3 separate regions of the Mus musculus genome follow, and regions 1 and 2 are each linked to region 3. A link is a loop called in an ENCODE intact Hi-C map of the cell type or tissue named here. Cell type or tissue: heart. All regions are shown on one strand.

Region 1 (8,000 bases), 180 kb after region 3:
TCCGGTAGTACTATGTCCAATTTTCTGAGGAACCGCCAGACTGATTTCCAGAGTGGTTGTACAAGCCTGCACTCCCACCAACAATGGAGGAGTGTTCCTCTTTCTCCACATCCTCGCCAGCATCTGCTGTCACCTGAATTTTTGATCTTAGCCATTCTGACTGGTGTGAGGTGGAATCTCAGGGTTGTTTTGATTTACATTTCCCTGATGATTAAAGATGTTGAACATTTTTTCAGGTGCTTCTCTGCCATTCGGTATTCCTCAGGTGAGAATTCTTTGTTCAGTCCTGAGCCCCATTTTTTAGTGGGGTTATTTGATTTTCTGGAGTCCACCCTCTTGAGTTCTTTATATATATTTGGTATTAGTCCCCTATCTGATTTAGGATAGGTAAAGATCCTTTCCCAATCTGTTGGTGGTCTTTTTGTCTTATTGATGGTGTCTTTTGCCTTGCAGAAGCTTTGGAGTTTCATGAGGTCCCATTTGTCAATCCTCGATCTTACAGCACAAGCCATTGCTGTTCTATTCAGGAATTTTTCCCCTGTGCCCATATCTTCGAGGCTTTTCCCCACTTTCTCCTCTATAAGTTTCAGTCTAGACTCACTAGAGGGCACAGGGACAACATCCTAATTAACAAAATCAGAAATGAAAAGGGAGACATAACAACAGATCCTGAAGAAATCCAAAACACCATCAGATCCTTCTACAAAAGGCTATACTCAACAAAACTGGAAAACCTGGATGAAATGGACAAATTTCTAGACAGATACCAGGTACCAAAGTTAAATCAGGATCAAGTTAATGATCTAAACAGTCCCATATCCCCTAAAGAAATAGAAGCAGTCATTAATAGTCTCCCAGCCAAAAAAAAAAGCCCAGGACCAGACGGGTTTAGTGCAGAGTTCTATCAGACCTTCAAAGAAGATCTAATTCCAGTTCTGCACAAACTATTTCACAAAATAGAAGTAGAAGGTACTCTACTCAACTCATTTTATGAAGCCACAATTACTCTGATACCTAAACCACAGAAAGATCCAACAAAGATAGAGAACTTCAGACCAATTTCTCTTAAGAATATCGATGCAAAAATACTCAATAAAATTCTCGCTAACCGAATCCAAGAACACATTAAAGCAATCATCCATCCTGACCAAGTAGGTTTTATTCCAGGGATGCAGGGATGGTTTAATATACGAAAATCCATCAATGTAATCCATTATATAAACAAACTCAAAGACAAAAACCACATGATCATCTTGTTAGATGCAGAAAAACATTTGACAAGATCCAACACCCATTCATGATAAAAGTCTTGGAAAGATCAGGAATTCAAGGCCCATACCCAAACATGATAAAAGCAATCTACAGCAAACCAGTAGCCAACATCAAAGTAAATGGTGAGAACTGGAAGCAATCCCACTAAAATCAGGGACTAGACAAGGCTCCCCACTTTGTCCCTACCTATTCAACATAGTACTTGAAGTATTAGCCAGAGTAATTAGACAACAAAAGGAGATCAAGGGGATACAAATTAGAAAAGAGGAAGTCAAAATATCACTTTTTGCAGATGATATGATAGTATATATAAGTGACCCTAAAAATTCCACCAGAGAACTCCTAAATCTGATAAACAGCTTCGGTGAAGTAGCTGGATATGAAATTAACTCAAACAAGTCAATGGCCTTTCTCTACACAAAGAATAAACAGGCTGAGAAAGAAATTAGGGAAACAACACCCTTCTCAATAGTCACAAATAATATGAAATATCTTGGCGTGACTCTAACTAAGGAAGTGAAAGATCTGTATGATAAGAACTTCAAGTCTTTGAAGAAAGAAATTAAAGAAGATCTCAGAAGATGGAAAGATCTCCCATGCTCATGGATTGGCAGGATCAACATTGTAAAAATGGCTATCTTGCCAAAAGCAATCTACAGATTCCATGCAATCCCCATCAAAATTCCAACTCAATTCTTCAACGAATTAGAAAGAGCAATCTGCAAATTCATCTGGAATAGCAAAAAGCCTAGGATAGCAAAAACTCTTCTCAAGGACAAAAGTACCTCTGGTGGAATCACCATGCCTGACCTAAAGCTTTACTACAGAACAATTGTGATAAACACTGCATGGTACTGGTATAGTGACAAACAAGTAGACCAATGGAATAGAATTGAAGACCCAGAAATGAACCCACACACCTATGGTCACTTGATCTTCGACAAGGGAGCTAAAACCTTCCAGTGGAAGAAAGACAGCATTTTCAACAAACGGTGCTGGCACAACTGGTTGTTATCATGTAGAAGAATGTGAATCGATCCATTCCTATCTCCTTGTACTAAGGTCAAATCTAAGTGGATCAAGGAACTTCACATAAAACTACAGGCAACAGCTTTTAGGATAGCCCCTATTCCAGTTGTTTGAGACCCACATGAAGGCCAAGTAGCACATCTGCTACATATGAGTGGGGAGTCTTAGGTCCAGCCTATGTATGTACTTTAGTTGGTAGTTCAGACTCTGAGTGCTCCATGGGTCCAGGTTAGTTGACTCTGTTGGTCTTGCTCTAGATTTCCAATTCCCCCCAGGTTTGTAATCCTTCCTCTTATCCTTTCATAAGAGTCCCCAAGCTCCATCCTCTGTTTGGCTGCCTCTGTCTGTATCTGAGTTAGCAGCTGGGAGGAGCCTCTCAAAGGACAGCATGCTCCTGTCTGCAAGCATAACAGAGCATCATTAACAGTGTTAGATTGGTGCTTGTCCGTGGGATGAGTCTCACATTTAGCCAGTTATTAGTTAGCCATTACCTCATTCTCTATTCCATCCTCCATTTCTTGTATACAGGATAAATTTTGGGTCAGAAGTTTTGCGAGTGAGTTGGTGCCTCCACTGGGATTCCTGCCTGGATAAAAATGGTGGCTTCATCAGGTTTCACATTCCTAATGAAGTGAGTCATAGCTAAGATCACCCCCATTGATTCTTGGGCACCCCCATTATCCCAGGTCTCTCTCTGTCTTCTGTAGATGCCCATCTCCCATCCCCTCACCCCCAATAGTTGCAGATTTCCATTCATTTTCATGGCCATACAGACATCTCTCCTGTCCTTTCCCATACCTGATCCTGAATCCCTCATTCCCTTCCCCATTCCTCCTCCATCCCGGTTCCCTCCCTCCACCTACCTCTTATGACTATGTTATTCCTCCTTCTAAGTCAGATTCAAGCTTCCTTGCTTGGACCTTCCTTCTTGTTTAGCTTCTTTGGTCTGTGGAGTATAACATGTATCTTTTATGGCTAGTATCCACTTAACAGTGAGTACATACCATGCATGTCCTTTGGGTCTTGGTTACCTCACTCAGGATGATATACTCAAGTTCCATCCATTTGCCTGCAAAATTCATGATGTCTTGGTTTTTAGTAATTGAATAGTTTCCCTTTGTGGAGATTTATAAGAAAGGAAGAGAAGTAAGAGACAGCTACTGAAGTGAGCTCATTGTAGATTGGTATCTGTAGAACACATGCCTGTAGCTGTAGCCCTCCTGTGCTTCCACAAGAGTCACCTGTCTTTGCCTGCTGACATCACCAGCTTGATGAGGTCTTTGAAGCACAGTTAAATGTGTGGAAAGTTCTGCCATTTATACAACCATAAGATTTAAATACAGACACATTACTCTACAATCTTAATCGAATTAATTTTGTTTTGAAAGATGAGTTCATTCAACATGGACAGTTCTCCTCAGAATCATGAAGGGGACTGTCAGTCTCATGCTATCATTGACCCTAACATAGATATCTTTCTTTCTTGCATCCCAGTATCAAAGAAATGTATTGGTCCTAAACATTAAATTGTGACACATCCCTCACTAAATAATCAATATGTATTACTTAAATTATACCAGGCACTCTTTTAAAATTTGGAGAGTACCATGAGTAAAATTTATATTCTATCTTTTTGGAGTTTACTTTCTTTCATGGTAGGATAGGTAACAAGTATTTTAATTATATTTTAATTTATGCCATTAAATGTGTTTATACATAACATACTAATCTTTGTTCCTACTATTACTACAAAGAAGCAGAAGCAATGACATAAACATATAGACTGGAGGAATCTTTTGAAATTTTGCTGATATTATTGAAAACAGGAAGTCCTATATTGTGCTATCTGAATGCTGTAGAACCAGGAAGACATGAAATAACTCAGCTTCAGTTTGAAGGTCTAGAAATCACCATAACCAGAGAAATTAATTATAATCATTTTCTGTCTGTAACTAGAGGTCTTTGAATAAGAAAGTGAGTTAGAACACTGATGAATGTCTCAGAGTCTGAGGCCATAATATTGCAGCTCTGATATCCAAAGGTAGAAGGTATCAGCTCTGGAAGAGTGACTCCTAATGCTTCAGGTTTTCTGGTGTCCCTAGGATCTAAGGTAGACTGGATGATATCTACCCACACATAAGGGCAGGATTCTTTACAAAATCTACTGATTCAAACGTTAATCTCTTCTAGGAACATCCTCAAAAATACCCACCAGTAATGTTTTATCAACTGTTTGGGTATCCCTGTTTTCAGTCAGGATTGATCATTCAGTCCACTGCACTGAAACTCACTCCATGTCCTTTTCTGTTGGGTTTGTGAAAAGCATTCAGTCTCCCTGATCAATTGTTTTTTTGTTTGTTTGTTTGTTTGTTTGTTTTTTATGAAAATGAGCAAATGTAAGGAGAAGTGGCATTTTCCTGTCTGTCTCCCTCCTTCCTCCCTCCCTTCCGTTTGGGAGTCCATGTCTAACAGAGCCTGGTGTCTGGCACAGCAGCACCACCTTTTGGATGTCTGATTTTTCTAGGACTAGTGCTCCCTCTGGACTTCATTAACACCACTCTTTCCTTTTGTTCCTTCTTCACAACTCTAGCTGGCAGCTAAGATTCCCTTAACCTTAGCCAAAGCTCTGCAATTACCAGCACCAGTCAGTTTTCCATATCTGTAAAAAGATAGCTTTTGTGTATCCACCTTTTTAAAAAGTGTATTTTGGCTCACATTGTCAGGTGTCTATGGTTGATTGATCTTATTGCTTTGTGACTTTGGAAAGACAAAACACCATCACAGGAAACATATGTTGGAGGAGAGTTGCTTATCTCACACTGGCCAGGAATCAAAGACCATGAGAAAGGGATACAGTGATGTGTAGAGAAAGGGGCTTAGGGTAGACTTCAAAGGCAAACAGCAATGACCTTTCCATATCAAGCCCTATGCATTAAAGTTTCCATAACTCCTATTAGTCTATTGAATTTTGAATCTATAAATGGATCTATTGATGTGACCAGAGCTCTTTTTATCCAGTCACCTCACAAACGTTGGACTTTAGAATATTGACTCGAGAGTAAGCTTTAACACAAACTTTTAGGGGGCATTTTAAATATCAAATCAGCACGAGTCACTTCATGAGATCTTTACTTGTGTTCTCTTTCTGTCACTTGAGGAATTTAGTTCTCAATGAGATTCTAATCCATCTTCATGTTATATAAATGAGAAGAAGGAGGAAGAGGAGGAGGAGAATTAATATAGGAAAACAAGAAGTTGGAGATGTGTATATACCTCTTTGAGAAAGGGGGCATTTAAACAAATATTTGAAGTAATCTAGTTTTCACCTATTTAATTTTTTGATCTTATTAATTTCTTTGTGTGTTTAGTCAAACATTTATTCTTTCTCTTCCCAGATATGAGGCTTCTCATATTAGTGTGAATTTGAAATAGATAGATAGATAGATAGATAGATAGATAGATAGATAGATAGAAAGATAGATTTTTGTGCACATACAAACATTCCTACAGAGACACAGGTACACATGTGCACACAGACATAAGCAAATATAAACTGCCATAGTTTGTCTATGAAGTGTGCCTCAGAGTGATTCATAAGTTCAAAGCCTGGTTTCTAGCTAGTAGATACTTCCAGGGGATGATACAATTATGAAGAATGTAATGTAGTATATGAATTAATTTCTCTATGAATTTATAACATTGTGCCATTTTGGGAATGTGGTATAAAGTATGAGTGGGTGGCTACTATCAGTTGAAGTAGGCTGAGGAACAAGTTCTAGAAAAATATACCTTTGTATCACACATGCCTGTCTCCTCTCTGCTTTTTGGCTTCCATGAAGTGAACAGATGTCTCTAGTCTGCTCTTCCCAGGTGATATTTCTACCCTGCCACAGGCCTGAAAGCCATAGAGCTTGCTAATCTTGGACCGAGTTCTCTGAAAATGTGAGTAGAAATGAAATCTCAGGTATCTTTCACTGGGATGAGAAAAGAAATGATCTTTTAAATACCATACCCAATGTAATATTTTAATGTGCATATATGAGACTGTGCTACTGTGCATTGTTTTTTTATGTAACTTGAACCCAGGATTCCATAGATGCTAAACGAATATTCTCCCACTTAGGTAAGTCCTCATCCTTTTATTTTCTTTGCATTTAATTCAGAGATGTGATTTTAAGATTTGTCATTGATGGTGAGCATGCCCTTATTTATTTTGTATAAACATGTTTATTCCTTGAACTCACATTCTGTCATATGTACATACTGTTTATGTCCTTTTATTCAGTTCTTGATAAGCATTTTCAGTTATACATAATTTTTGTAAATGTCCTATGACTTACCCTTTTGCATTTCTAAGATTTCATATTGAAATCACTTGCGAAGTTATTATGAACTTCAACTAGAGAAGAGTTCCTGCTATAAAAACTATTCCAGCAAATAATGTAAAGTTGTTAACTTCTGGGAGAGATGGCAGACCAGTATTGCGTCTGTGTTACCTCATGAAGGAGAGTTAGGAAAAATTTTATTCCAAAGTAACAAAAGCCACAAAAGTAAAGCAGGATACTGGATAAGTACTAGCAACCAAGCCAGGACAAGCCCTGGGGTGGTGGAGCATTCTACCACAACTGGGAGGCAGAAGTTCCAGAGATGAGCAGGACAAGCCATTGTCATCTGTGGTGGTTAACTTTGTTTGTCACTTCTATGTAATATACCATCCACTAGGAAACATCCCTCGGGTGGGTCTGTGTGGGAATTTCATGGAAGAAAAAGAGCTTGGATGACAGCCCAAGTATACAGAGGTCTGAGAGGAAAGCATTGCTGCTTCTGCTTGTGAGTGTATCTACTCCATTGCTGTTCTTCTTTGCTGACATTAAACACAGCTTCTCTGCCTTTTGATGTGACAGAAGACAGGCAACCCTCTATGAATCTTGAGGCTTTTAGCATCAAGTTGGGATCCTGAGAGATCCATTCCCATGAACTGAGCAGCGAGTGGATTCTTGCCCTGATCTTGTCAGCCACAGTTGAACTATTCAGCATGTACAATGTAAATGAATCTTATAAATCCAGTTTGTAGTATTCTATTCATTTTATCATTTCTATTCCTCTATAGAAACCTTGAACAATACATAGTCCCACCCTGTCGTCAGGAGCAGTACTCCACTACTGGGAATAAGCTTTGATGTTGGTAGCCTTGCTCCTGAAGTCAGTGGGTGGGGTGACCTTCTGGATATCCTGACATTTGTTACTGCAGAGACTGCAAACTTTGAAGAAACAAAGGCTTTCTTGGATTCCATAGTTGCATTCTTCCAGGAACATGACTAATACTTAGAGGTTTCACAATGATCAAGACAGATCTTCCTGTGACAGCAGTGCTATGGCTGCTTTCCACACTCTCTATACAATTGAGAACTATCCTCTCATGGCTACAACATGATCTACCCCATGGTGACTGCTCTGGGCCATGTTAGGAAGCTTAAGCCACCTGTCCATCTAGAGATCAGAGAGTTATGTGTGATCAGCAGGGGCTCAGGCAATCAAAAGAATGAACTTTTTGAGCAGTGAACATTCTGTTATTGACCAATGCTGGCTCAAGACCAGCATAAACTGTACAAAGGACAACATTCCACATTTGAACTGGCATCCTCCTTACAAAGAACTTCTGATGTCTCCAATTACTGAAGACACAGAAACTCCTGGAA
Region 2 (8,000 bases), 220 kb before region 3:
TTGATGGAGTCTTCATGGCCAAAGTTGAGAGATCCAAGGTCTGAAAAAGAAAAAAAAATACAAAAAAGTCAAATGTACTTAATAAAAATATTTTTAAATTAATACATTTATAATGATAATGATACTTTAATGTGAAGACTCCTATCCCTTGTTTTATCATAGTAACAAAAAGTAACTTGTGAACTTAGCTTCTCTATTTAAATTTTAATTTATTAGATATTTTCCTTATTTACATTTCAAATGTTATCCCCTTTCCTGGTCTCCTTCCAAAAACCCTCTCCTCCACCCCTGCTCACCAACCTACCCACTCCTACTTTCTGGCCCTTGCATTCTCCTATACTGGGGCATAGAGCCTTCTCATGACCAAGGGCCTTCCTTCCCATTGATGACTAACTAGGCCATCCTCTGCTGCATATATAGCTGGAGCCATGAGTCCCACTATGTGTACTCTTTGGTTGGTGGTTTAGTCCCTGGGAGTTCTGGGAGTACTAGTTAGTTCATATTGTTGTTCCTCCTATGGAGCTGCAAACCCCTTCAGCTCCTTGGGCACTTTCTCTAGCTCCTTCATTGGGGACCCTGTGCTCCATCCAATGGATGGCTGTGAGCCTCCACTTCTGTATTTGTCAGGCACTGGCAGAGCCTCTCAGTAGATAGCTATATCAGGCTCCTGTCAGCACGCTTTCATTGGCATCCACAATAGTGTCTGGGTTTGGTGGTTGTTTATAGGATGGATCCCTGGGTGGGGCATTCTCTGGCTATCATTTCTTTTTTTTTTTTTTTAATATTTTTTATTACGTATTTTCCTCAATTACATTTCCAATACTATCCCAAAAGTCCCCCATACCCTCGCCCCCACTCCCCTACCCACCCATTCCCACGTTTTGGCCCTGGCGTTCCCCTGTACTGGGGCATATAAAGTTTGCTTGTCCAATGGGCCTCTCTTTGCGGTGATGGCCGATTAGGCCATCTTTTGATACATATGCAGCTAGAGTCAAGAGCTCAGGGGTACTGGTTAGTTCATAATGTTTTTGCACCTACAGGGTTGCAGATCTCTTTAGCAACTTGGATACTTTCTCTAGCTCCTTCATTGGGGGCCCTGTGATCCATCCAATAGCAGACTGTGAGCATCCACTTCTGTGTTTGATAGGCCCAGGCTAGTCTCACAAGAGACAGCTATATCAGGGTCCTTTCAGCAAACACTTGCTAGTCTCTGCTCCACACTTTGTCTCTGTTAACTCCTTCCATAGGTATTTTGTTCCCCTTCTAGGAAGGATCGAAGTATCCCCACTTTGTTCTTCCTTCTTCTTGAGTTTCATATGGTTTGCAAATTGTATTTTGGGTATTCAGAGCTTCTGGACTAATATCCACTTATCAGTAAGTACATATCATGTGTGTTCTTTTGTGATTGGGTTACCTCACTCAGGATGATATCCTCCAGATCTATCCATTTGCCTAAGAATTTCATAAACTCTCTGTTTTTAATAGCTGAATAGTACTCCTTTGTGTAAATGTACCACATTTTTTTGCATCCATTCCTCTGTTGAGGGATATCTGCGTTGATTATAAATAAGGCTGCTATGAACATAGTGGAGCATGTGTCCTTATTACTTGTTGGAGCATTTTCTGGGTATATGCCCAGGAGTGGTATTGCAGCTTCTTATTCAAGCAGACAAATTACAAAATAATATTTTCTAGATAATTATAGAAAGCTGAACACTGAGCCATTAAATGACAAGTCCTCTTACCTGACAGAGCTATGGAGATGATTTCCCAAGTCTCCCCTCAACTGTGTTCATGTTGCCTTTTAACTACACAGTTTAAATGAACACAGACTGATACAAATACACAACTAACACAGCAATGGAAAATCAGAAATATGAGAGATAGTTATACACTTCTATTTCTGACTAGAGTTTGGTGTGCAGTGGGTTTATCTCCAGACAACATAATAAGGCACTGTTTAAAAGACATGATGTAACTTTTCTGTGGCTGTTTAATACTGCTGAGGCACTCTAAGGAATTCTGGCTACTTTAAGCAATTTGCTTTACATTGTCCAGAATTGGATAGGTGGGAAGTCTCAACATGTAACAGCATTTGTTACCAAGTTCAACCACCTGAATTATATTCCTGGGATCAAGATGGCTAAAGAGACCCAGCTTCATCAAGCTGTCCTGTAACTTACACACACACACACACACACACACACACACACACACACACTGAATTAAAAGTAGTTTTTAAAACGTTAAAATTGTCCAGTCTCTGTTTTTTAAACTAAAAAAATTAAGAGTGGAATTTTATTTCTGCCACTTTGTGGTAAGAGAACTAAAAATGACTAGAAAGTAAGAGGTAAGATAATGAGGGAAAAGAAGAGTGGGAAGGGGGTGGTTCAACAGCAGAAAAGGAGGAGAGAGAAGGATAAGAGAGGAGGGAGGACCATGATACAGACAGAAGGGGTCAAGGAAGAAAGGATAAAGGAAACGGGGGAACAGGGTGGGAGATAGGAGTGGGTTGGGGGAGAAGAAGGGGGATTAGACAGAAGGGAGGAGAGCAGAGAGGAGGCAGGAAAGGGGGAAAGGTTGTGAGGGAAGAGGGGAGCCTGAGAAAGAGATTCACATCCAAGGTAATGGCCTAGTCTTGGTCAAGGTTGTCCTTGTAAACAGCACATCGGACTTCTTTAAACAGATAAAGATTTTACTAAGTGGGCCATAAGCTAGGGTTCCAGTTCGTTTTGTATGACCAACTCAAGACAAGCAGAAATGATCCTTGGTCAACATCAAGATCACCACTCCTGAGCTCAATTCCCGTGTATGATATTTATACCGCTGGGGCAGAAAACTCCTGTTACCATAACCTCATTGACCTTTCATTCTCAGCTCACAAATCAGCCTAGTCCACGATAGTCTTTTACTTGTAAATCCCAAGATTGCTGCCTGTGGCCCAGCTTTGGGAACATTCAGAAATCAGCTTTTGTTCATGGGAGATGGTTTTTACTTCCTCAGTAGCCACAAAGTGGGAAATTTCTCACGCATGGAGAATGAAGGATGGTGCTGGAAAAGAATCATGCCTGTTTATTACATTTAGGACTAAAAGCTCTGTTTTGGTGATGTAATTAGCTTGTGACAAAAGCATATTACTATTAAAATTGTCATAATCACCTAGGGTTAGCTGAATGACATAATGTGTCTTGGTTCTGATAATTCAAGGGATATCTTATTATGGTGTTGGGAAGAGATGGAAGCCAAAAATCACTTTCTGATTTTTCTGTACTAACACCAAAGAAACCAAAGAATCCTTTGCCTCAAAAGCAGCTTTTACAAAAAAAGCAAGTCTTACGTCTCCAATTAGGAAGTGGAAGCGCCAGGCTACTGGGGCTGGCTAAATGTTTAAGTTTCTTGTCTATAGAGAGACACAGGAAGCACACTTCCTTATCAGCCAGAGCAGAGGAGCCTTCTTTCAGCACGCCCACTGGCTGGGAGCAGATGTTGCACTGCCCTAATATGCAAGGAGCCTATTTGTGCTGTAATTGAATGGTTTGCAGCAGCACAGCTGGGCCTCGCAGATTTCACTTCCTTGATAGTCCACAGCCTACAGTTCATTTTTGCCAAGCCAATAGGTGACCTGTAGAAGGAAAAAAAAAATAACATAACCAAATTTAAGGAGCGATGCACAGGGAGCCTCTTCATTTTTACCTCATTAATTCTGTCATTGTTTTCCTCCTGCTCAGAACAGTTACTTTGCCCCCTAAAACTCTGCTTCTTTCAAGATAATTTACAATCATGGAAACCACACAGATCGCTGAGGTCGGGAAGCCACAGAGAGACCACATCCTTTGTTTTCATTTCTCAGCTCCAAGTATCTTAAGCTGCCTGGTTCCAAGATGTGCACATCCACCCCGAGGCCGAATTGTGTAAGAATGTCTCCTTTGGCACCATGCTTCTCTGTCAACACAAATGACTTATCTGTTGTCTGATAAACCAAGTGGACACCCTAAAGAGCTCTCTGGAAACCATGATTGTGTCTGGGTTGGCAGAGGAAGACTTTAGAACATGAGGTATTGAGAATTACCTGAAGATAGAAGCTGCTCCTACTGAAGGAGAGAGAGAGAGAGAGCTCGAAGGAGGGAGGCACAGAGAACACAAGTGTGCACAGATGTTTCAAAATTGTGATCTGAAAGCTATTCTGGCTTAGAGATGTCTTTATCCTCAAGTCCAAGTAGATCAAAGAGAGTGCTTAAAATGGAGGAAGAATTTATTGTTCACTAGGGTCAAGCCAAGCCTTAAGGAAGAAAGGCCTTAAGGAAGAAAGGTTTTCTACTTAATCTTTGAGTTTTTGTTTTCACACAGCTGGGGTAATTAGGTATGGCCTAGGAAAATTTATTTCTTGGAATGGAAGATGGCAGTACAGAACTCAGAATGCAGTCTCCACTGGGTTTGGAACTCCTTGTTAAAAGGATCTTTTTATTTTCCAAGATGTCTAGCCTATCTCTTGAGAGCCGGAAACTAGGAATGAATATGTACTGAAAGATCAAACTAGACATTCTACATATATTTGGAACATTTTCTTTTTATCTAACATATTACCATGAAGATAATAGTTAAAGTGATATATCTATGACATACGGTGTGATGTTTTGAAATATCTATATATTATGAAATATTAAGTCAAGAAATTAACAACTTTCTGACTTTCTCACCTCTTATATTTATCCATTTTGTGTAACAATAAAATTATGATTGCTCAGAAATATTCAAGACACACTCCATTAGGATCAATAATAACCATTATGTTGTATAATAGACCTACAGAATGTACCCCTCCTGTGTAACAGTATCTTAGGTCTCTTTACTGCTGCCGCCCCTACCCCTAACCTTCCAGTCCACAGTCCTCACAACCACGATTCTATTCTCTATTTCTGTGAGGTCAAAATTTTTAAATTTCACATATGACTGATATAGTATGAAATGCTTTTTTCTGTTCCCATATTATTCCTCTTAGTGTGGCATCTTCCAGGTTACTGAGAATATTTTATGCACAGGAACAAAACACAAAGAGTGGCTGTAGAAGAACAGTATGTTTAGAGTCTTCTGTGGCCATATCTGGTTTGTTTCCTACTGCTGTAGCACAAGGACAAACACAAGTTGGGGGAGAAAAAGGATATAAACTTCATCTTAATAGCTTACAGTCTATCATAAAGCAGACTCGGCAGAAACTCAAGGCAAGAACCTAGAGGCAGGAACTGAAGCAGAGGCCATTGAAGAATGCTACTTATTGGCTTGACCCGTGACTTGCTCATTCTCACTTTCTTATACACACAGGACTACCTGCCCAAGGGTAGCACTGCCACCAGTGGGCTGGGTCCTCCCTCATCATTCATGGATTAAGAAAATGTTGTATAGACTTGTTTATATGCCAAGATGATGAATGGACCTTCTCAAATGAGGTTCCTTCTTCCATGATGAATTGTGCTTGTGCCAAGTTGACAAAAAACAAAAGACAAAACAAAACAACAAAAGCAAACAAACAAAAAACAAAACAAAACAAACTAGCCAGTGCATAGACTAACAACTGGCATATTCCTATGTATTAAGTGCATCTTTTCCATCTTTCAGGAACTCTATTGGCAAATATTAACAATGGAGACAGAATTCTTGATCCAACAGAGGACTATTATAGCCAGATTCACTTCAAGATTTATTGGTCTAGATGCCAATTAAGAAGAGAAGCACACAGTCAGAGATAGTTTTCAACCACATTAAAGGTTTGCAAAAACTATGCATCATGACCCCATTAGAGGTCTCAGAGCCTCTCACAGGAGTTGACTAAGACCTAGAAAAACACAGATATTTAGATTATGATTCAAAATGGTAACAAAATTACAATTATTAGTTAGCAACAAAAATAATTTTATGGTTGTGGTTCATCGGGACATGAGGAACTAACTGTATTAAAGGTTTGAAGCATTAGAAAGGTGGTGAACCACTGCTTACATGATGCCAATACCAGAAGAACCAGATCACTAGAGTGTGTTTGAAGGACAAAGTCAGGTACTTTAAATCAGGTGAGTCAGGGCTTACTTCGCATCACAGGTGAATTCTTCAACATGGGTACAACACCTGCTCCCTGATTTCTATTTTAAGGTGGCGTGAGTTTCAAATGCCTTGTAGTCTCTTTAATCCCACACACTGTTGTATTCAGAAGTCACACAGGTGAGAAGGGCCTTTCCCCGACTCACTCAGTATTGCTAATATGGTAAAAAGTGAGAGATTCTGAGTTAAAACTGTACCTTTTTTCTCCCCTTGAGAAATTGAAAGTTGGGGGAAGTAATGACTCAAGCTGCTTCCACTGGGTGGTGGAGCAGAAGACTGAGAGCCAGCTGCCGGGACCAGCTAGGGACTACGGATTCATTACCTCCTTTCCTTATCTGAATCAGAGACTGAGTAACAGCCTCGAAACGGCTCCCTCACAGCAGCGCCATGTTATTTCTATTCTTTGCTATTTGGTGAATGTTTCGCTGCAGTGCAGGTCTCAGTCAGTTGTGGACTACATAAAGCTGTGACAGAGCAACTTAGTTACGGATTTCAACAAGAGGAGAAGCAGCCTTTTTAGAGAAATATACTTAATTCCCCACGGAGAACAAGGGGAGTCCCTCCCTTGGCTCACTCCCATTTATTTGTGGACTTTGGAGGCATTCTGTTTGAAACTGTGAGTAAGGGTTCATATTGTTGATTGTATTTTATCCTCAAATGCCCAGAGCTTCTTAGAATTTCTACAATCAGATACGTTGTCAGAGAGTATAAAATATCATCATAGGCAGGCTACTCCGTGTTTGAAAAGGTTTTCAGTTTCTTCTTATCCCTTGTATTCCAGTCACAAAACTGTACATTGTTTTAATGAATTCGAGTTTTCTAACTCCAAAAACCCCAAGCCTCAAACAGTGAAAATTTCGACTGGTACTGTAAAGGTAAACTCGTAGTTCATTCACTCAGTTACTTAGTGCCTGTGCTGTTAGCATCTGCACTGGGCACTGCATTTAAAGGGCAAGAAAATAAACTGACCTGTGTTTCACTGTGGTATTCACCAAAGTTTGACTGAATTCCAATGCTGCCATTAACCAAGGTTTGGGTTCATTGTCAAGGGGAACAGATTTGGTTAAAGTGATATCTCCCTCTTCAGCCTCTCTGACAACTTCTCAGAGGTTCGGTCTCTTATGGTATACTGTGTATGCTTTTTAACAAGAGCTTGTGTATGATGTCAGGAAGGTTCTTTTTTTTTTAACTATTTTACAATAATTACAGCACAGCAGTCACAAGTTTGCAGCATGGAATAAGGGCCTTTCTATATAGCCATCCCCATTAATATGTAACAGAAAGTAGACTTAATTAGGTTAATGTCTCTGCCATGCAGACAGCTGAGTTTGAGGAAGTTGAAGGGATCTTCTAGAGCTAGAGCAATAAAATAAATAAATAAATAAATAAATAAACCGAGAGATGCATGAGCTTCTGCTTTCCTATTAGTTAAAATTGTGATGAATTGATAGTTGAGTTATGAATAAAGGACACACTTATGACCCACCGGTAGAACTGCTATCATCCTGTTGAAGGGCTCCTGAGCACAATTTTTTTAATTTTTTTTTTTTTTTTTTGCTATTCTGACCACTGTGTTTTATATTTCTGCTGTTGGTGTCAAAATTTCTGTGTAGCATTACAGAATCTCTCCTACATGGACTTGCACATGCAGTGTCTTTTGTCTTCTGGCTGCCAGCCAGGCCAATGCAATGAATGCGCTTCAGTTTCTTGCACATGTGAGGCCTCACCCACTTTGCTTGCTTGCCTATGAGCGTATTTTCTTACAAATTCTCTTGCTCTAGTCCGAATTAAAACCACCACCATCAACAACAACAAGATTTGCTGTAGATTAAAATGTTGAAGAGAATACTGTAGTTACTCCAAAAGCAATTAGAGCTAATCCTATATCATATTTGGACTTATGTTTCTAT
Region 3 (8,000 bases):
TGGAAGCCATGCATAAACTTTTTGTTGCTATGTTATGTGGTCTTGTGATATGCTTTGTGTGTTCCTGTCATTTGTTTCAACTAAATTTATATCTCTTACAAGCCACTGTAAGGATGGAATGGTAGGATTATCCACCCCAAGGGTAATGGTGAACATACTTATGACACATATCAGGTTAATCAGAAGAAAACACCAATTTTCCATAACCAAAGTTTATGTGGCATGAAAACTTGAAAGAGGGAAGGCACAAAGCCACAAGGAAAGCCAACTGTTTTTATTCTTAGGTTTGATAAAAAATGTCAGCTAATAGAAGAGGAAGTCTTCTAGCCCTATCTGCTTAGATACTTCTTGGTATTTCTGGGTAGCATTTCTTCTTTTAAGGCAGTGTCAGTGGCCATTTTAGGTCTCATGGTTGGCTAAGGGGCAAAGAACTCTGAGCACAAGACATTCTACCTTCTGTACCTCACTGCAAAAGACAGTGAGGAGACTACAGACAGAAGAGGAGGAGGCTAGAGACATCTGGGGCCCCAGGTCTCTAGTTCAGACTACTAGGCATGTCAAAGGACAAATACTTTTAAGTACCCAAGCCCACTGTAACTCAAATTCAATACCAGTTAGCAACCAAGTACTTGCAGCACATGCTGGAAACATTATGGGGCATGTTTCTCTTATACTTTTTTTTAAGACATATATAATTGTATTCTAATATGAACATGGGCATAGTCTGTATTGAATGATCTTTTAATCTTTCCTTCATTGAATCTAATTCAGTATTTTATGAATGGAAAGTTGCTAACAAATGGCTATCTTATTCCTATAATATACATCTTTATTTTAAATATAACTTAAGTATAGAGTGAACACACAGTTAAATATGATAAAAATCACTTTTAAAATAATCACTCTTTTTAAAACCCAAATATAAAATGGCTATGATACAGTTTGGTTAATTATATCAGTTCCCCAAATTTCTAGTAGGCTGTCTGAAAGTACTTAGCACTATTTGGACGAAAGGTAGATTTCAAAACACTCACAGGATGAGCTAATGCATTTGCTACAGACTTCTGAGGGAGGTTGTATATTGTTTAGATTGCATGAAATTAAAAATGCAGAGGAGTGAGGAGCCAAACCTCCTGAATACCCTTGAAATACTTTAACCTGTCAATCAAACAATAGAAGAATATCTGTTAAGGTTAGAATTACAAAATCATCAGGTATGAAGACTGGGGACGTTAACAGGAAGGTAACAGGGCCATTTCGCAACTGCAGCACCTTTGCACTTGGGCTTGGTCTCCTTTATCATCACTGTGTTCTTGGGTACAACCACGACTCACAGTACCAGTGTGCTCATTCTGTCTCTGTTCCCATAAGGATCTGCTGGGTGGTGGGGAGTAATTTCCTTCCCAGTGTCTGAGCAAGGGGCTCATGATTTTCCTCTAAGGTTTTTTTCCATTGTTTGTTTGTTTTTCCTGTACGTTTAGTTTCTCTGTGTGTCTCTGTCTCTGTATCAGGCTCTGTGTCTCTGTGTCTCCGTGTCTGTGTCTCCTCTCTCTCTCTCTCTCTCTGCCTCTCTCTCTCTCTCTCTCTCTCTCTCTCTCTGTGTGTGTGTGTGTGTGTGTGTGTGTGTGTGTGTGCGTGTGTGTGTGTACATGCACATATGCTCATGTGCCACAGTGACACAATATGGGTGCACAGGTATCAGGAAAGTGGGAGTCAGTTCTTTCCTTCCACCATGTAAGTAATGGGATCAAGCTCAAGTCCTCAGGCTTGGCGGTAAGTGCCTAATGCCTTTAGTGGCTGAGACAGATCACCAACTCCTTGAGTGTTTTTAAGGGAACAAAGTCATTTAATATATGAAACTAGAATGAAATGGCTATAGAATATAATCGAAGGTATTCTATCCTCGTACTTTTTTTTTACAAGAAAAAATGTATTTGTTAATATGGCACATAAAATACATTAATCAGTAGATTGTCAAGAAGGGCTTGGTTCCATTCTTGGGTGGGTCTGTTTAATCATGTCTTCAGGTAGGAAACAATCCATTTAGTTTACAATTAAACACTTTTTTTTTATATATTGCCCACATTTTTTATGCATTTGGAACCCTAGACTAAGATTTACAAAAAATAAAATAATTACATTGGTCTCTGTCTAAATTTGAAAGGTATCTACTAGAGGAACAGGCATTTTAAGAAATAAGATTCACAATAAAGCCAAACTGTAAAGTTATCCCTCAACAAATGAACCCTCTTTCTTTATAAAGCTGTGTTTAATATTCAGCTTGATTCAGAATCATTTTCACTGTAGTCTCTATTATTTAAATGTATGTAAATGGTAACTGGAGGTTGGAGGGAGGGCGCTTGTTCTTTCCAGCAAGTGTTAGCAGTCAAGTTGGACTGATGATGTGTGCTGCGTTAACTAAGCAGTTAGACCAGGTTCTTATGTACATTCTCACAATAATGTTACCAGTGATGCCGGTGTATTAGCATTTTTCTAAGTAGTGCAAAAAATAGTATTTGGATAAAGCAAACAACAATAAAAACAAACAGACATGAAGGGCAGAAAGCGACTTGCCCATGCCGCTTACCACCCTCACTCATTCAGAGCTGGCACCCTCTGGGATCAGCAGGTTCCTACACGCGTTGGGCAAAGCAAGGCGCTGTGCAGGGCCAGGGCGTGCCCACCTGCAAACCGCTGGTTGTCTGGAGCCTGCAAACACCTTGCGAGTTCCGGGGAGGCTCCGGAGATGTCTGTCTCAGACTGCTCAGCTCAAAGCTTTAGACACAACGCTGCCAGCGTCCAGAAGGTTTTCAGCGTGTCAGCAACTTCACTTTACAGAGCTAGCTGGTGGAGGACCGAGGAAACCCCTCCAGCCATACGCTGGCCAGAAGCCACCGCTGCCCTAGAGCACCTTTTGTTCTGACCACTGATTCGAGTGGTGGCGGCCTTGCCAGGCGTGCAGGGGCACCGCGATCTCTGCTTCCAGAGGCCACCTCCCGCCCTGGGCGCCCAGCCCTGAGCCGGCGGCCCGGAGCTTGCACGGCGGAGACACGCCCCTTGCCTCCCCGCGGAGCACAGACTCGCCCGGGCTCCTAGGCTCCGCCCACCCCGCTGGGAGCCTGGCTTTCTCTCCTGCCCCCTGCACTCGAGACCCAGCCGAGCGCGGAGACGAGCTGCAGCCTTCATGGACTGTGAGCGGGGTACAGGGTAGGTAGTACGCCAGGGTCCGAGGCCACGCGCTCTCCAAAAGACCTCCAAGGTTGAGCGCGGGCTCAGAATGTGGCCGGAAGAAGAGTCGCGGCGTCCCTGGTGAAGGTCCCGGGTTGCAAGGTAGGGAGTAGGCAGATGGCCAGGCAAAGTTGATCAGAGAGGAGGTGGTTGGCCTGCGCCTTCGGGCCGCTGGGAACAGCCGAACTACTTGGACTTGACCCGCCGCGCCCCAGGCGCTCTGAGCAGCGCCTATCAGTCGCCCTGCGCGGGAGCGCACTTGCAAACTTGGTGGAGGTGCCCTGCGCGTCCTGTTGTGTAACCTCCGCGCCGCCAGCTGGACCGGGAAGTTGCCCGCACGTCCTTCAGCTTAGATCGGTCGCAGCTCCGGGCGAATTTCATGGCCCGCGACAAAAGCGCGGCCAGAGCCGGCGTGGGCGAGCCCCTGCGCGCTCCGACCCGTGGGGAACTCCCGCGCGCGGTCCCTGGCCTGCGCCTCCGATGCGCGCTGAGTCTCTCGCCGCTGCTGCCCGCTCGCCGCGGTCTGCCCTTTCTAGTAGCTGCCTGAGTTGGAAAGAAGAGGATGACCGAGGTGCCTTGGTCGGTTGTCCCCAACGGGACGGATGCTGCCTTTCTGGCGGGCCTGGGCTCGCTTTGGGGAAACAGTACTGTCGCCTCAACTGCAGCAGTTTCCTCTTCATTCCAATGTGCCCTGACCAAGACCGGTTTCCAGTTCTACTACCTGCCGGCTGTCTACATTTTAGTGTTCATCATAGGCTTCCTAGGCAACAGCGTGGCTATCTGGATGTTCGTTTTCCACATGAAGCCTTGGAGCGGCATCTCCGTGTACATGTTCAATTTGGCTCTGGCTGACTTTTTATACGTGCTCACCCTACCAGCCCTCATCTTCTACTACTTCAACAAGACTGACTGGATCTTCGGGGATGCTATGTGCAAGCTGCAGAGATTCATCTTCCACGTAAATCTCTACGGTAGCATCTTGTTCCTCACCTGCATCAGCGCACACAGGTACAGTGGCGTGGTGTACCCTCTCAAGTCTCTGGGCAGGCTCAAGAAGAAGAATGCCATTTATGTCAGCGTGCTGGTGTGGCTCATTGTGGTGGTGGCCATCTCCCCTATTCTCTTCTACTCTGGCACTGGGACTCGGAAAAACAAAACTGTCACCTGCTATGACACCACGTCCAATGATTACCTGCGAAGTTATTTCATCTACAGTATGTGCACGACTGTGGCCATGTTCTGCATCCCTTTGGTGCTGATCTTGGGCTGTTATGGATTAATTGTTAAAGCTTTGATTTACAATGACCTGGACAACTCTCCGCTCCGGAGGAAATCCATTTACCTGGTGATAATTGTCCTGACGGTGTTTGCTGTGTCTTATATCCCTTTCCATGTGATGAAAACGATGAATTTGCGAGCACGGTTGGATTTCCAGACCCCAGAAATGTGTGATTTCAACGACAGGGTTTATGCCACTTATCAGGTAACAAGAGGTCTAGCAAGTCTCAACAGCTGTGTGGACCCCATTCTTTATTTCTTGGCTGGAGATACATTCAGAAGGAGACTGTCCCGAGCCACCAGGAAAGCTTCCAGGAGGAGTGAGGCCAATTTACAATCCAAGAGTGAAGAAATGACTCTCAATATTTTATCTGAGTTCAAGCAGAATGGAGACACGAGTTTGTGAAGGCACGAGATCCTAGCTCCTGAGTTTTGTAACATGGTAGGATGCTCATAGAACAAGATGCTTTTCTTCCTAAGTTCCTAGTAATGTAAGAGAATTCTCCAAAGAAGAAAGTCGTGAGTCTAAAAATTAAGAAGCATCAATTTGATGCACATATCCACATTTATTGTTCTTTCCTGTAATCTCCTTTCTTACTGAATAGAAGTATGTGTAATAAACACTTCCCCTTCCTCCTTTTCAATTCACAGGCTTTTTTTCTGTTGAGAGAGAGAGAGAGAGAGAGACAGAGAGAGAGAGAGAGAAAGAGAATGTGTAACAGAGCAATTTTGATATTAAAAATGTCTCCAAGAAAACTGGCCACCTGGAACTTGAACCTGTGATTTGTTCAGCCTGTGTTGCTTTGAATAGCTCTTGGCATAAACAAAATAAAATCTATCCTTTAAACAATTTGGCATAGTATAATGAAATACTGGTTAGTCCATTGAATAGTGAGCAGATAGATGCCTTGATGTTCATGTCTTTCAGTTCCTCAGAAGCATACATGGTCGCTGATGTTATCTGGGGAATTGAATAGAAAAATAAAATCAATGAACTTTTCTGTGAGTAAAAAGGAGCATTTCCGGTTATTTCTGGAAAACTGATTAATAAACATCACTTCTTAAATGTTTGGTGGTGGGAGGCTGCAGATATCATATTATTGCCAAGATACGCTTAAAATAATTGAACTGCATGTGTTTTTCTTATAAATACTGTGGACTCCTAGGCTTCCTGGGATAAATAGTTCTCCCTTGCACCACTGCTGTGCAGTGTCTTAGGACTCTGTGTTCCAAGACAAGGGCTCCCTCACATCTGTGAAAACAATTTTGAGAAATCCCAGTTAAATTTTAGACTAAAGGGTGAAGGCAGCCCTTAAGGTGGAGCCCTTAGCAGATTGTGGGGTAGTGGGCGGGACTGTCGATGTTTCAGAAGGCCATGCTTGACAAGGGGCTCTCTGCAGCTGGAGGTGAGGAGAGTTCAAAAGGAAGGACGTAAAACTAAAAAATAATGGCAGGGTTCTATCTGTCTCTTCAGGGTTCTTCAAAATATTAAATGCAGAATGAAAGGGGAGTCAAGGAAATCACTTAGGTGTTCCATGATGGTGGAAAGCTGGTATCTGTTAACAAGGTGAAACCTTTCGATGACTTTTTAAATAATAAAAAAAAGCAAGGAGAAAATAAAGGAAATTAAGATTTAAGTGCTTGAGGCATGATAAAACTGAAGAGAATTCCATTACAAGTGTTCATCAGGTCATTCATAATAAAGAGAAAGCAGCGTTTTCTACTCTAGACAGTAATGAAATATTTATAAAGTTTATTGCATTTTAACAACAATTTCCAATGAATAATGAATTGCTACATTTAAAGCCCTTGAAATGGTCAAATTTAATTTAATTAAAATAATGAGGAATTAAATAGTGCAAATGAACAAATCTGATATCCAAGGTATTCTAGCAGTGGAAGTGAGTCCTCCCACAGCTACCTCCTGAGTTTGTAAGTGATGGCAGACACTGTTTTTAAAGTACTCTCTGAGAAAACAACCTTTGTGCCCAGTAGGATATATGACAGAAGATTCAGATTTGATGTCATTTCTTAAACATTCAAATGACTGGAGATCTGGGAGATTTTTGGAGTGCTTCCATTTGCCTAATGTCTTATTACTCAGGTCCATGAAGAAAAGCTATCTTTAGCCTTCCTATATAGTGGTTCATCTACACATTCAGTCCTAACATAAAGAGCTAAAGAAGCCCACTAGAGAAGACATTTACTGTGTCTCCGTCTTTTGAGATTTTCAGAGTTCTCAAGTGGTAAGACTCATGCAACATTTTCTGTTTCAGAATCCTACAGACAAAATCTACAATACACCCTTATTATTGTTGACACTTTAAATATGTTCAGTGGCTCAAAAATAATTTTCTTAAACTGACCCAAATGGAAATTTCAGAAACCCACAGCTCAGCACTCCATATGCCTGTATCGTTTCCTCAGTATTTAATACGGTTTTCTCCATTTGAGGCTTAGGATATCAGCCTGATTTCGGATATGTGTTCAATGTACTGTTTCAACTTCCAGAAAATGTTCTTTGGGTTTGTATTTGGTTAGAGGACCAAAGTATCCATCTGCTCCTTGTCATGTTCCTCATTCTGGGGATTGACCCCAGGGCCTTGTAGCTACTAGAGAAGAGTTCAACCCCTGACCTCTTGCTGCAGCCCCTAAAGTGGTCTTCCTTAGCTTACTACATCATTAAATAAACAATGATATGTCAACATAGTACCAAGACTGACTGTGCCAACTTCTTCCAGGTCACAAGACATCCCTGAGATGATCTATGCATACACAGGTCAAGAAGAAGCAACACTCTATTGACCAAAAGACCAGTGTGTGCCACCTGAGTGAGGGTTTTCCTATAAAGACAGTTATGTTGACGTTTTGTTGAAAGACACCTAAAACTGTAAGATTTAGCGAGTCATTAAACATCACACTGCAAAGATGTCTTCATTCCATTCCAAGCTCAAGGGTTTTTCTTGTTGCTCTCTGTTGTTATTCCTTACGAAGTGCTGTCTCTGACTCTTTGAAGGTTGCTTTGAACCTGCATTGAACTAAAATGATAAATTAAGAAGAAACTTCGCACAGGAGACAGAATTCAAAACTAAAACCGTGACGTGGCCACTGAGAAGAAACTTGGAAACCCATTCTTCGTGAAGAGGAAAAGTGACAGGACACCATTTGTTGATGCCGTAGGTGCTGTGGTAAACCTTGGAAAGCAGTGAGAACTGTTTGGAATCTGCTCCTCTGCTTCCTAGGACTCTGCAGTCCAGTCTTTGGCTAGAGTTCTCATTTTCCACCAACTGTGGTATGGAAAGGTTGAAACTTGTAAATCTCTGCTCACTTAGCCAGGACACTAACCCATCGTGATATAACACATATCAGTACTTAGTAGCGGCTAGAATTCAACTATGGACAGGACGTAGAAGATGTGTTACTCGTAAATATACATTGAAGCTTTTCTTCTATTGGTTGAATGTAATCATTGTAATAGTATTTATTGAAGAGGT

Evidence for each region. Peaks named below come from ENCODE experiments on the same cell type or tissue, not always from the same donor. Only the 100,000 strongest peaks of a DNase experiment are listed, where the experiment ranks them.
Region 1: it touches region 3 in a loop (3-fold over the local background); 2 of 42 quality-filtered maps call a loop at or near these places.
Region 2: it touches region 3 in a loop (2.2-fold over the local background); 2 of 42 quality-filtered maps call a loop at or near these places.

The regions. Positions count from the first base shown.
Region 1 is chr3:61,181,190-61,189,189 of GRCm38, forward strand. No RefSeq gene overlaps it. Among named protein-coding and RNA genes, the nearest start is that of Rap2b, 180 kb to the right of the region's middle. In heart, a CTCF peak has its summit at 4,807; no DNase peak of the experiment used is centred here.
Region 2 is chr3:60,781,869-60,789,868 of GRCm38, forward strand. Gm553061 (a long non-coding RNA gene) reads right to left here. Exons shown (of 5, transcript XR_867330.1): 3 at 3,338-3,622; 4 at 1-40. Gm38326 (a long non-coding RNA gene) reads left to right here and starts at 6,493. Exons shown (of 3, transcript XR_867333.2): 1 at 6,493-6,706. In heart, no CTCF peak of the experiment used is centred here; a DNase peak (open chromatin) is centred at 3,483; H3K27ac peaks cover 2,472 bases.
Region 3 is chr3:60,999,652-61,007,651 of GRCm38, forward strand. It overlaps P2ry1 (purinergic receptor P2Y, G-protein coupled 1), which reads left to right and starts at 3,134. Exons shown (of 2, transcript NM_008772.5): 1 at 3,134-4,948; 2 at 7,248-8,000. The coding sequence starts at 3,791. The coding sequence ends at 4,912. In heart, no CTCF peak of the experiment used is centred here; a DNase peak (open chromatin) is centred at 3,050; H3K4me3 peaks cover 2,346 bases; H3K27ac peaks cover 1,305 bases; H3K27me3 peaks cover 1,365 bases.